Linked DNA regions of Homo sapiens: region 1 is linked to region 2. A link is an interaction called in ENCODE POLR2A ChIA-PET data of the cell type or tissue named here. Cell type or tissue: PC-3. All regions are shown on one strand. Links, peaks and the distances in the headings refer to the core of each region. The heading gives the core; the rest is flanking DNA.

Region 1 (5,379 bases), core at 89-5,088, 75 kb after region 2:
AAAATCTTATTTCTGCATCATAAATATAAAGTTTGAAAAGAAAAAAAAAAGTGAGGGAGTGCAGGTATAAGAAGAGTCATAATAGCAGGAACACCAATTTGGAAGTCTAACACGTCCCAAGAAAGTCCTGGGAAGTTTTCAACTTTGTTACAGTTGAAACCTAATAGTGACTTCTAAGAAAATTTGTGGGCTCTGCCTGCTTTATTTACTCTGGTATCCATATATTCCAATATAACTGATGTATATAGACACCTGTAGTATGTTTCTGCCTAAAATGTTTATTTCTTGATAAGAACCAGACTCACATGTTGGGATATTTTATGCAAGGGGATAGTGGCTAAGGTGATAATGGTCTAGGCTTTGGTCGTCCAACTTGAAACCACAGAAGACAAAATCAAACAGGGTTCAAGATGGAAAAGTAACATTAGGGATCCTGCCTGTCTGATAATTCTGGTATAGACTCTGTTCAGTGTAATAAAGCCACATGATCACCGCATATGCTCTACTAACATGCATGCCAGTTAGAAACAAGCATGGATGGGCTGTTGCCTGCTAGCTTTTAGAGGGCTTTATAAGATCAACTTGCTTTGGTTGACACTTTTATTTTTACTTGTATTCCAGAAGTGTTATTGAGAAAAACTGGTTTTTAAAGAAATATTCTGATGTTGCAGGTCAGGGCTCAGAAAGAAATGGGATACATTTATATCCTTGCAAGTACACAATAGGGTTGAGATTGTGAGCCAATGGTTCATTATGTTAATCTCATTATTTTTCATCTTCATAGCCATAGTATAAACAGGCAAAGGGTTGAAACAAAGAAAATCTACACTATGAAAAGGAAGAGGATAAGGAGGAAGGGGAAGAAGGCTGGCTGAAAACTTCAAGGAGGCAAACTCTTCATTTCTCATTCAAATCTGATTAAACACATAATTGGAAAGAGGGTACTAATATTGCAGAAATTCATAGTGCACTCCAGTTTGCTAGAGATAAAGACTCAGTTAATGGAAGCATATTAACAACTGGTTAGGTTGGAATTAACTCATGGTTAGCATTACTACAAAGTAAACAAGACAAAAAGTTATGGGATTAGTTGACTGTTCAGTTCATTGGTATGACACAAATACACGGCATACTAAATGAAGGGTTTGCTTCAGGTAACAAAATACCTGTGTGTTCTTGCCATGCACTATATTACAAATATGGCACAAAAAGGTGACGGGGACAAACAGACAAGGACTCAACAATAGTGCTTGTACCTTTCTCTACCACAATGGACCGAAACACCAAAACAGGAAAGCCAGGAATAGGCCGATGAATACGGCTGGGACGGGTTGTAATATGGAAGGCTAAAGAAGGGAAGGCATATTAAAATCATTTTATGCTATGAAAGTAATCAGATAAGAGGATTCAGACCCCAGTAGGGTGGGAGGTAGGAAGAAAGAATGAAATAATAGAAGTATACCACTCAGGTTTTACACAGATTCAAACATTTTAAAGACATCTAACACAATCTGATAGACTGTGGTATGCAAGTTGGGAAACTATCAGTTTAAAAGGAATAGCTAGGAACCGTTAGGCTCAATGCCTGTAATCCCAGCACTTTGGGAGGCTGAGGCAGGTGGATCACCTGAGGTCAGGAGTTTGAGACCAGCCTGGCCAACATGGTGAAATGCTGTCTCTACTAAAAATACAAAAGTTAGCCAGGCATGGTGGTGCATGCCTGTAATCCCAGCTACTCTGGAGGTTAAGGCAGGAGAATTGCTTGAACCAGGAGGCAGAGGTTGCAGTGAGCTGAGAGTGCCACTGCACTCCAAGCTGGGTGACAGAGAGAGACTCCGTTGAAAAAAAAAAAAAAAGAGAAAGAAACAGCTGAAGGCAATGGGCAATGTGGGTGTACCTAACATTCTAATGAAATATAGCACATGAAGACAGAGCAGGCCGAATGCAGTGGCTCATGACTGTAATCCCAGCACTTTGGCAAGCTGAGGTGGGCAGATTGCTTAAGGCCAGGAGTTTGAGACCAGCCTGGACCACATGGCAAAACCCTGTCCCTACAAAAAATACAAAAATTAGTTGAGCATGGTGGCACACATCTGTAATTCCAGCTACTTGGGAAGCTGAGGTGGGAGCATTGCTTGAACTGGGAAGGTCAAGGCTGAAGTGAGGTGAGATCATGCCACTGCACTCCAGCCTGGGTGACAGAGCAAGACCCTGTCACCAAAAAAAAAAAAAACAAAAAACAAAAAACAAAAAACACTGACAATACTTCACCACCAGCTGATGCTCTCTGCTTGACAGTACACTATTTTTGCTCGATACCTGAAATCCATTATTTGACAATGTACTCCCTCAGCAATGGTTATTTTATCCCTCTAACAAATTTTTTTTTTCAACCAAAGCTCTTTTGCTTATTAGATGATACTGCTTTCAAGCTTCAAAATAAATGCCCTGTGATAATGCGTGCTTCCTAAATCAGGCAAGAGATTTCACATGTAATAAAGGTTTGGTATATAAAGACAGGCAGAGCTGGACACGGTGGCTCACACCTGTAATCCCAGCACTTTGGGAGGCCAAGGCAGGCAGATCACCTGAGGTTGGGAGTTCAAGACCAGCCTGACCAACATGGAGAAACCCCATCTCTACTAAAAATACAAAATTAGCCAGGTGTGGTGGCACATGCTGTAATCCCAGCTACTCAGGAGGCTAAGGCAGGAGAACTGCTTGAACCCGGGAGGTGGATGTTGCGGTGAGCTGAGATCATGCCACTGCACTCCAGCCTGGGCAACAAGAGCAAAACTCCGTCTCAAAAAAAAAGAGAAAAAAGAAAAAAAAAAGGCAGCTGAGTCTCAGGGCTTTCAATCATGTTACCAGAATACAATTAATTTTTAAAATGGAAAGAAAACTGCTACAATGAGTGTTATTACAGAGTAATATTTTAATACCATAGGTGCAATATCACAAAAAAAGGAAATTCACCCCTAAGGTGAATGGTAGCTATAAATAATAATAGCAAAGTTACTTTTGAAAAGGTTCTAAATAGTATGGGGAGATCCATTCTGATTATGCTAGATGTCTTCATGGGTTAATTTAGCAGTAGACTGAAATTCCATAATCCCAGGGATATGAATTAACACAAAAGAGAAGTAACCAAACCATTATGATCTGATTTTAGAAGAGTTATGTAATCTACATTTTGAAAAGTAAATGCAAACCATTTTTCCTTAGCATAAAGCCTCCACACCCAGTTCATCAACTTCTAAAAGGCTTCTACCTAAGCAGCAAGACTTTACTGTCTACAAACTAAGACTTTCTTTAGCAAAGGACAGTTGGACACAACTCATGAGCATTCTGTGTGCAAATGAGTAACACGATGGCCATGCAACATCACTCTTTTGTACTTGTGCTGCAAGGTAAGCGAAGTGGCTTCCTCCATAGGAAGTATGTGGCTCACGCACACTGCAGTGTCCAAGCCATGACAGTGGTTTTAAATAAGTCAGAGCACAACCAACCACACTAAACATCTATCAGGGCCCACAAAGGTAACGATCACCAAAACGTACAACACAACATTTATTTAGTATAACATCTTTTTAAAGACCATCTGTCTTTCTAGCAAATGAAAAACAAAAAAATTAAACTCAATTTATACCAAAATGTTCATCTCTCTCTCTCACAGCCCTACAGAAACTCACCAAATATTTTCTAATATTTACAGAATGACAAAGAGACATTAAGCTTTTTAGAAATTGTGCCTCAGTGAGAACATTATTGGTATAAGAACAACATGTACTACTCTCTCTTAAATGGATCCCTGGTGGTACAATGCTTCATTTCCCAGCAGGGGAGAAACAAGAGCCAGATGATAGCTTAGTGACAGAGCTTCAGACTCATCTGGGAAAAGCTGACAGTTCTTAAGCAAGCTGCTTTATTGCAAACAAGGCTCTTCCTCCAGGCAGTCCTGAGGCTCTTCTAGGAGTATAGGTTAAAGGTACAAATTCTTACTCAAAAATCTGACAGCACAATGATTCTATCATGGAATTTCATAATGAAAAGCCTATTTCATCTGTACCATTTGCTTCACAAATCAGTGATAAAGTCCTCTGAAAATCAATTTCAATCTCTCATGTGCCTCTCAATCAAAGCTAAGCCAAGTTTGCAAAGACTTACATTATTTCCTTTCTCTCGGAGCAGCTTCAGGTTGTTTTTACACTGTTTGAGCTCATCTGTGATTGACTGCTTTTCCTGCTCAGTCATTTCAAACTTCAACTTCAGTTCTGAGAGTACAGTCTGTGTCTTTTCATACTAAAGGCAAAGAAAAAAAAAGTGTGCAGATACAACTTAAAATGGGTATGATGTTATGGTTCTAATCAGGTTTATACGCCAGATCCTATTTAGTCACCTGGAACACCAAAGTCAAGTCTTTTTGTTTAAGGAGGAATAACTTGCACTCATAAGAAGTCTTTTGGCCGGGCGCAGTGGCTCACGCCTGTAATCCCAGCACTTTGGGAGGCCAAGGCGGGCAGATCACGAGGTCAGGAGTTCGAGATTAGCCTGACCAACATGAAGAAACCCCATCTCTACTAAAAATACAAAAATTAGCTGGGCGTGGTGGTGCATGCCTGTAATCCCAGCTACTCGGGAGGCTGAGACAGGAAAATCGCTTGAACCCGGGAGGCAGAGGTTGCAGTGAGCCAAGATCATGCCACTGTGCACTCCAGCCTGGGTGACAGAGGGAGACTCCGTCTCAAAAAAAAAAAAAAAAAAAGAAAAGCCTTTAATGTTGACTTTATTCCATGTAAGAATTTTCTGGCCCTGGAGTTAAAAAAAATTAAGAGTAATCACCATTTTGTCATCTGTTTTTAATATAAAGGATCACTTTTCCACCAAGTGAGTTACAGGAGAAAAGGAAAATTTCAAACTGAGCAAAAGAAAAGTAGGTGAAGAAAAATTCCATAGCCAATGTTAGGAAGCCTGAGTTTATATCCTAGTAAGGAGTGTCAGCCAAGCTATTTTAGTCTTGAAGTAAAAAGTATTAATTCCCAATAGGTTTCCCTTTACCCAGCATTACTGGGTATTAAAGTGTTCTGGATAAGTGAATTTTCTAGGCAAATGAAGCAAAGAAATGTATCTGAAGTACCGACCACTATGATTGGGAAATTTCTATTTCTCCACTTAAAACAGGCATTGGCTGGGCACGGTGGCTCACACCTGTAATCCCAGCACTTTGGGAGGCCAAGGTGGGCGGATCACCTGAGGTCAGGAGTTTGAGACCAGCCTGGCCAACATGGCAAAACCCCACCTCTACTAAAAATACAAAATTAGCCAGGCATGGTTGTGCATGCCTGTAATCCCAGCTACTTGGGAGGCTGCGGCAGGAGA
Region 2 (5,379 bases), core at 62-5,061:
TTTTTAATCTGTTTTTTTAAAACAGAATTTCACTCTTTTTGCCCAGGCTGGAGTGCAATGGCATGATCTCAGCTCACCTCCGCCTTCCAGGTTCAAGCAATTCTGCCTCAGGCCCCCCAAGTAGCTGGAATTACAGGTATGTGCCACCACACCGAGTTACTTTTTTTTTTTTTTTTTGAGACGGAATCTCTCTCAGTCCCCTAGGCTGCAGTGCAGTGGCATGATCTCCGCTCACTGCAACCACTGTCTCCTGGGTTCAAGCGATTATCCTGTCTCAGCCTCCCGAGTAGCTGGGATTACAGGCACCTGCCATCATGCCCGGCTAATTTTTGTATTTTAGTAGAGACAGGGTTTCACCCTGTTGGCTAGGCTGGTCTTGAACTCCTGACCTCACATGATCTGCCCTCCTCAGCCTACCAAAGTGCTAAGATTACAGGCATGAGCCACCGCGCCCAGCCTAATTTTGTATTTTTGGTAGAGACGGGGTTTCACCATGTTGGTCAGGCTGGTCTCGAACTCCTAACCTCAGGTGATCTACCTGCCTCGGCCTCCCAAAGTGCTGGGATTACAGGCATGAGCCACTGCACCTGGCATATTTATTTATTTATTATTTATTTTTAAGTTGCAGGGTACATATGCAGATGTGCAGGTTTGTTACATAGGTAAACATGTGCCATGATGGTTTGCTGCACCTATCAACCCATCACCTAGGTATTAAGCCCAGTATGCATTAGTTATTTTTCCTAATGCTTGGACTTCCATTTCTATATGTGAAACCCACTTGCACAATTCAGGAATCCCAGCTCTGTGAGAGGGGTCCCAGGTGAACCTTCATTCTGTGGTTTCTCAGTGTCCTGGGGTCCACTATTGTAGTCATTATATTAATGTCAGGATATTTGTAATAGTAAAAGTAGTGGTGGCCATAGTAATAGAAGCTTCCATTTCTGGAGTACTGATGTTATCTCATTTAGTCTTCACAAGAACCCTAGGAGGTGTTGTTATTATCCCCATTTTACAGGTAAGGCAACTGAGGCTGAAAGGGGTAGTCATATGCCTGAGATCACAGAGTGGCAGAGCGTGGATACTAAAAAAGTCCCCCGGGAACAGTTATGATTAACTGCAAGGACCTGGAGCTACCCAGAGTTTGTTTCCTTACAGGTAACCGCCATTGTTAACATGTCTTCCAGGAGTTTCTGATAAATGAGAAACTGGGGGCATAGCACTTAGCAAATAAGTATCAACTGAGGGAGTTAATACTGCTATTATCATGATCATCACTGCACCTTCATGACTGAACATCCAAAGAATGCAGGCTGAAGGTTCCAGATTTAGAAGCCCGCTTTCCAAAGGAAATAGAGATAGAGAGTCAGGACTTGCAAAATGAATTCATGTCCTCCCCAGGGTGGGGCCCCAGGAGTCCTCACCCCAGGGCGGGGGCCTTCTCAGTTGTAATTTTACACCAATGTCCACACCCTGCCACCAAGAAAGAGAAGCAAAATATAAAGAAGCATATTTCCTTTGCCTCCACCCTGAGAGGAAGGAGGAGCTGGTTTCTCAACAGCTCCCTAGACAGGTGGGTGTGCTCACCCCCCAGCCCCAGTCTGGCTGTGAAGGTCCTGAGACCATCTGGGTAGGGTGCTGGGAGGAAGCCCACTCAGGTGGGAAGAAGAGGAGGAGTGCTGAGAGGGCAGGCCTTCCCCACCAGGTAGCAAAAGATAATGGCATTTTGCAGTTCCAGATTCAAAATGGCGCCACCAGCCAGCCTTGACCTGAGATAAGGCAGGGGCTGCTGGCAGGCAGGCTGCTTGAAGAAGGCATGGGAGTCCGGCCGGGGGGCTCATCCTTGCAATCCCAGCCATTCGGGAGGCTGAGGTGGAAGGATTTCTTGAGCGCAGGAGTTGGAGACCAGCCTGGGCAACATAGTGAGACCCTGACTCAAAAAATAAAAAAGAAGGCACAGGCCTTCACTCCAACCCTCCCACTCTTAATCCAGCAGCCAAGGTGGAGATCAGAAGGGGCAGGGCAGAGCAATTTTCATGACAGCAATTCTCTACTGTCTGTTTATTCACACAGTGGGCTAAGTGATTGTATCTATAGTCTCTCCTTTGATCCTCACAGATGTAAGAAATGCCACACTAAGTATCTTAACATGGGTTATCTTTTTTCTTTTCTTTTTTCTTTTTTTTTTTTTTTTTTTTTTTGGAGACAGGGTCTCACTCCGTCACCAAGGCAGATTGCGAAGGTGTCATGGCAGCTCACTGCAGCCTGGACCTCCCAGGCTTAAGCGATCCTTCCACCTCAGCCTTGTGAGTAGCTGGGACCACAGGTGCACATCACCACCACGCCCAAATATTTGTATTTTTTGTAGAGATAGGGGTCTTTCCATGTTGCTCAGGCTGGTCTCAAACTCCTGGACTCAAGTGATCTGCCTGCCTCTGCCTCCCAATGTGTTGGGATTACATACGTGAGCCACCGCATCCTTTTTTAAATCTCAAGAATACTGTGTGTGTTACTGAGTGTGATACAATAGTCCCCCCTTATCTGTGACACACATGTTCTAAGACCTCCAGTGAATGCGTGAGGCTGCCCACAGTGCTGAATCCTATATTTCCCATGCTTTTTCAATCTGATAACTAAGAGGACCATGAGCAGGTGGCGTAGACAGCATGTGTACACACTGGACAAAGGGATGATTCACGTCCCAGGCAGGACAGGGTGGGACAGGGTGAGATTTTATCACGCTACTCAGAACGGTGTGCAATGTAAAACATGAATTCTTTCTGGAATTTTCCATGTTTTTTTTATTGTAGTTAGCTGTAGCAAACTGAAACCATGGAGAGTGAAACTGTGGACAAAGGAGAACTACTGTACTAACATTATCATCCCTGTAGCACAAGTTGGGAAACTGAGGCTCAAAGAGAAAGTCCCCTATGCAAGCTCCTGTGGGTATTAAGTGTCAGAATCTGAATTTGAACCCTAGTCTAACCGACTCTAGAAGCCAGCTCTGCATCTTGGAGATCTCTTCAATCCTTCAGAACACACAGCCCTAACTGCCCAAAGCACAGCTTACCTTTCTGTGGTAAGAGAATGAAGGCGGCAGCCACCCTTCACTCCACATCTGCGTGTTGTTCCTCAGCAGAGGTGGGGAATCAGGGCCTGCTAAGGGCCTCAACTTCCTCCCACTGGCCCTTCCCAGCCCAAGGTGGAACCCATGGCCAGAGCATGCCTCACACCCCACCTTAGTCTCACTAGAATCTCACATGTGCAATTTGCAAATGAGTGGGCTGTCTTCCTCCACCCAGTCTGACTTTCACTTCTTTAGAAGATTTTTGTGTGACTCTGTTTTATTTTGTTTTAACTGCAGACAAATGCCACAGAGCACTTTTCTGCTAAAGAAAACTGTCTAGCTACTGCTCACCTGGCAAAGCCAGTCTGCCTTCCAACTGGAACAGAGCTTCCCCTTTGCGAATGGCTTTACGCTGACAAAGCCCTTTTCTGTCCTTATCTCATCTACTCCTCCGCCAGCCAGAGTTAGCAGTATTATTCTCAGAGCGCCCGAGAACAGAGTGTTTATTCTTATCCCTATTATCTAAAAGAGTGGAGGCGTTTATGATCACTCATTGAATTGCTATGGAGTGGGGAGAGCTCGGAAAGGTGAAGTGACTTGCTCAAGGTCACACAGTGACAGCATCAGAACTCAACTTTTGCTTTTCTTTCTTTCTTTCTTCCTTTTCTTTCTCTCTTTCTTTCTTTGTCTCTTTCTTTCTTTTTCGTTCTTTTCCTTTCTCTTTTCTTTTCTTTCTCTTTCTCTTTCCTTCCTTTTCTTTCTCTTTTCTTTCTCTCTTTCTCTTTCTTTCTTTTCTTTCTTTCTCCTTCTTTTCTTTCTTCTTTCTTCCTCTTTCTTTCTTTCCTTTTTTTGTTGACAGGGTCTCTGTCACCCAGGTTGGAGTGCAGTGGTACGATCTTGGCTCACTGCAACCTCCACCTCGCAGGTCCAAGCAATTATCCTGCCTCAGCCTCCCAAGTAGCTGGGATTACAGGCACCCACCATCACACCTGGCTAATTTTTGTATTTTCAGTAGAGACAGGGTTTCATCATGTTGGCCAGGCTTGTCTGGAACTCCTGGCCTCAAGTGATCCACCCGCCTCGGCCTCCCAAAGTGCTGGGATTATAGGCATGAGCCACCACGCCCAGCCACCCTTTTGCTTTCTAACTCCAAAACCTATTCTGTAGCACTCCAGAATGTATCTTCAAGGAAGTTTATTGCAGCACTTTTTACAGCAAGCTAAATATCCCTCACTAGTGGACTGATAACATGTGGTCCCACTAGGGCCGGGCGAGGTGACTCACACCTGTAATCCCCGCACTTTGGGAGGCTGAGGTAGGCGGATCACTTGAGGTCAGGAGCTCAAGACCAGCCTGGCCAACATGGTGAAACCCGCCTCTACTAAAAATACAAAAATTAGCTGAGCATGATGGCAGATGCCTGTAATCCCAGCTGTTCGGGAGGCTGAGACAGGAGAATTGCTTGAATCTGGGGCAGAGGTTGCACTGAGCCAAGATAGCACCACTGTACTCCAGCCTGGGTGACAGAGCAAGACTCTGTCTCAAAAAAAAAAAATGTGGTCCCACTAGCAGCCTGGACGTCACCTGGGAGTGTGCAGAATCTCAGGTGCCACCCAGACCCACTGAATCAGGGGCTGCAGTTTAACAAGACCCCTAAGGTGATCCATGTGCTCATTCAAGTTTGAAAGGAGCTGCATTACAGTACATCCATCAGATGGGCTACTTTGGCACTTTTAAAATAATTTTTTTTTTTTTTTTTTTTTAGAGATGGGGTCTTATTATGTCACCTAGGCTGGTCTCCAACTCCTGGGTTCAAGTGATCCTCCCACCTTGGTCTCCCAAAGTGCTGAGATTACAGGGATGAACCACTGCACTCAGCTGTACTTCTTAAAAGAATGTAATGGATCTATATAGGCTTATCTGAATATTTATTGTAAAGCAGGAGGAGGGGAGAAGCAAGTTACAGACCAGCATGAATTTGTATGATTTAATTTGTGTGCACATTTTAGAAACAAAAATAGCAGTTGGGTGCAGTGGCTCACAACTGTAATCCCAGCACTTTGGGAGGCAGAGGTGGGCAGATTGTTTGAGCTCAGGAGTTCGAGGCCAGCCTGGACAATATAGCAAAATCCCATCTCTACAAAAAGTACAGGGCATGGTGGTGTGCACTTGTAGCCCCTGCTACTCAGGAGGCTGAGGTGGGAAGATGGCTTGAGCATAGGACGTGGAGATTGCAGTGAGCTGAGATGAAACCACTGCATTCCAGACTGGGTGACAGAGCCAGATCCTGTCTCAGAAAAATTAAAAGTAAA

What was found. ChIA-PET counts read pairs that join two places held together with the same protein. Peaks named below come from ENCODE experiments on the same cell type or tissue, not always from the same donor. Only the 100,000 strongest peaks of a DNase experiment are listed, where the experiment ranks them.
Region 1: POLR2A ChIA-PET joins it to region 2 with 21 read pairs; 5 of 35 experiments call an interaction of 5 or more read pairs at or near these places.

The regions. Positions count from the first base shown.
Region 1 is chr3:57,921,812-57,927,190 of GRCh38, reverse strand. It overlaps SLMAP (sarcolemma associated protein), which reads right to left. Exons shown (of 25, transcript NM_001377540.1): 23 at 4,168-4,302; 24 at 1,257-1,346. The coding sequence ends at 1,263. Among named protein-coding and RNA genes, the nearest start is that of FLNB, 84 kb to the left of the region's middle. In PC-3, for the core only: no CTCF peak of the experiment used is centred there; no DNase peak of the experiment used is centred there.
Region 2 is chr3:57,996,925-58,002,303 of GRCh38, reverse strand. No RefSeq gene overlaps it. Among named protein-coding and RNA genes, the nearest start is that of FLNB, 8.8 kb to the left of the region's middle. RefSeq lists an enhancer at 3,912-4,487. In PC-3, for the core only: no CTCF peak of the experiment used is centred there; DNase peaks (open chromatin) are centred at 1,373 and 2,673; H3K27ac peaks cover 3,740 bases.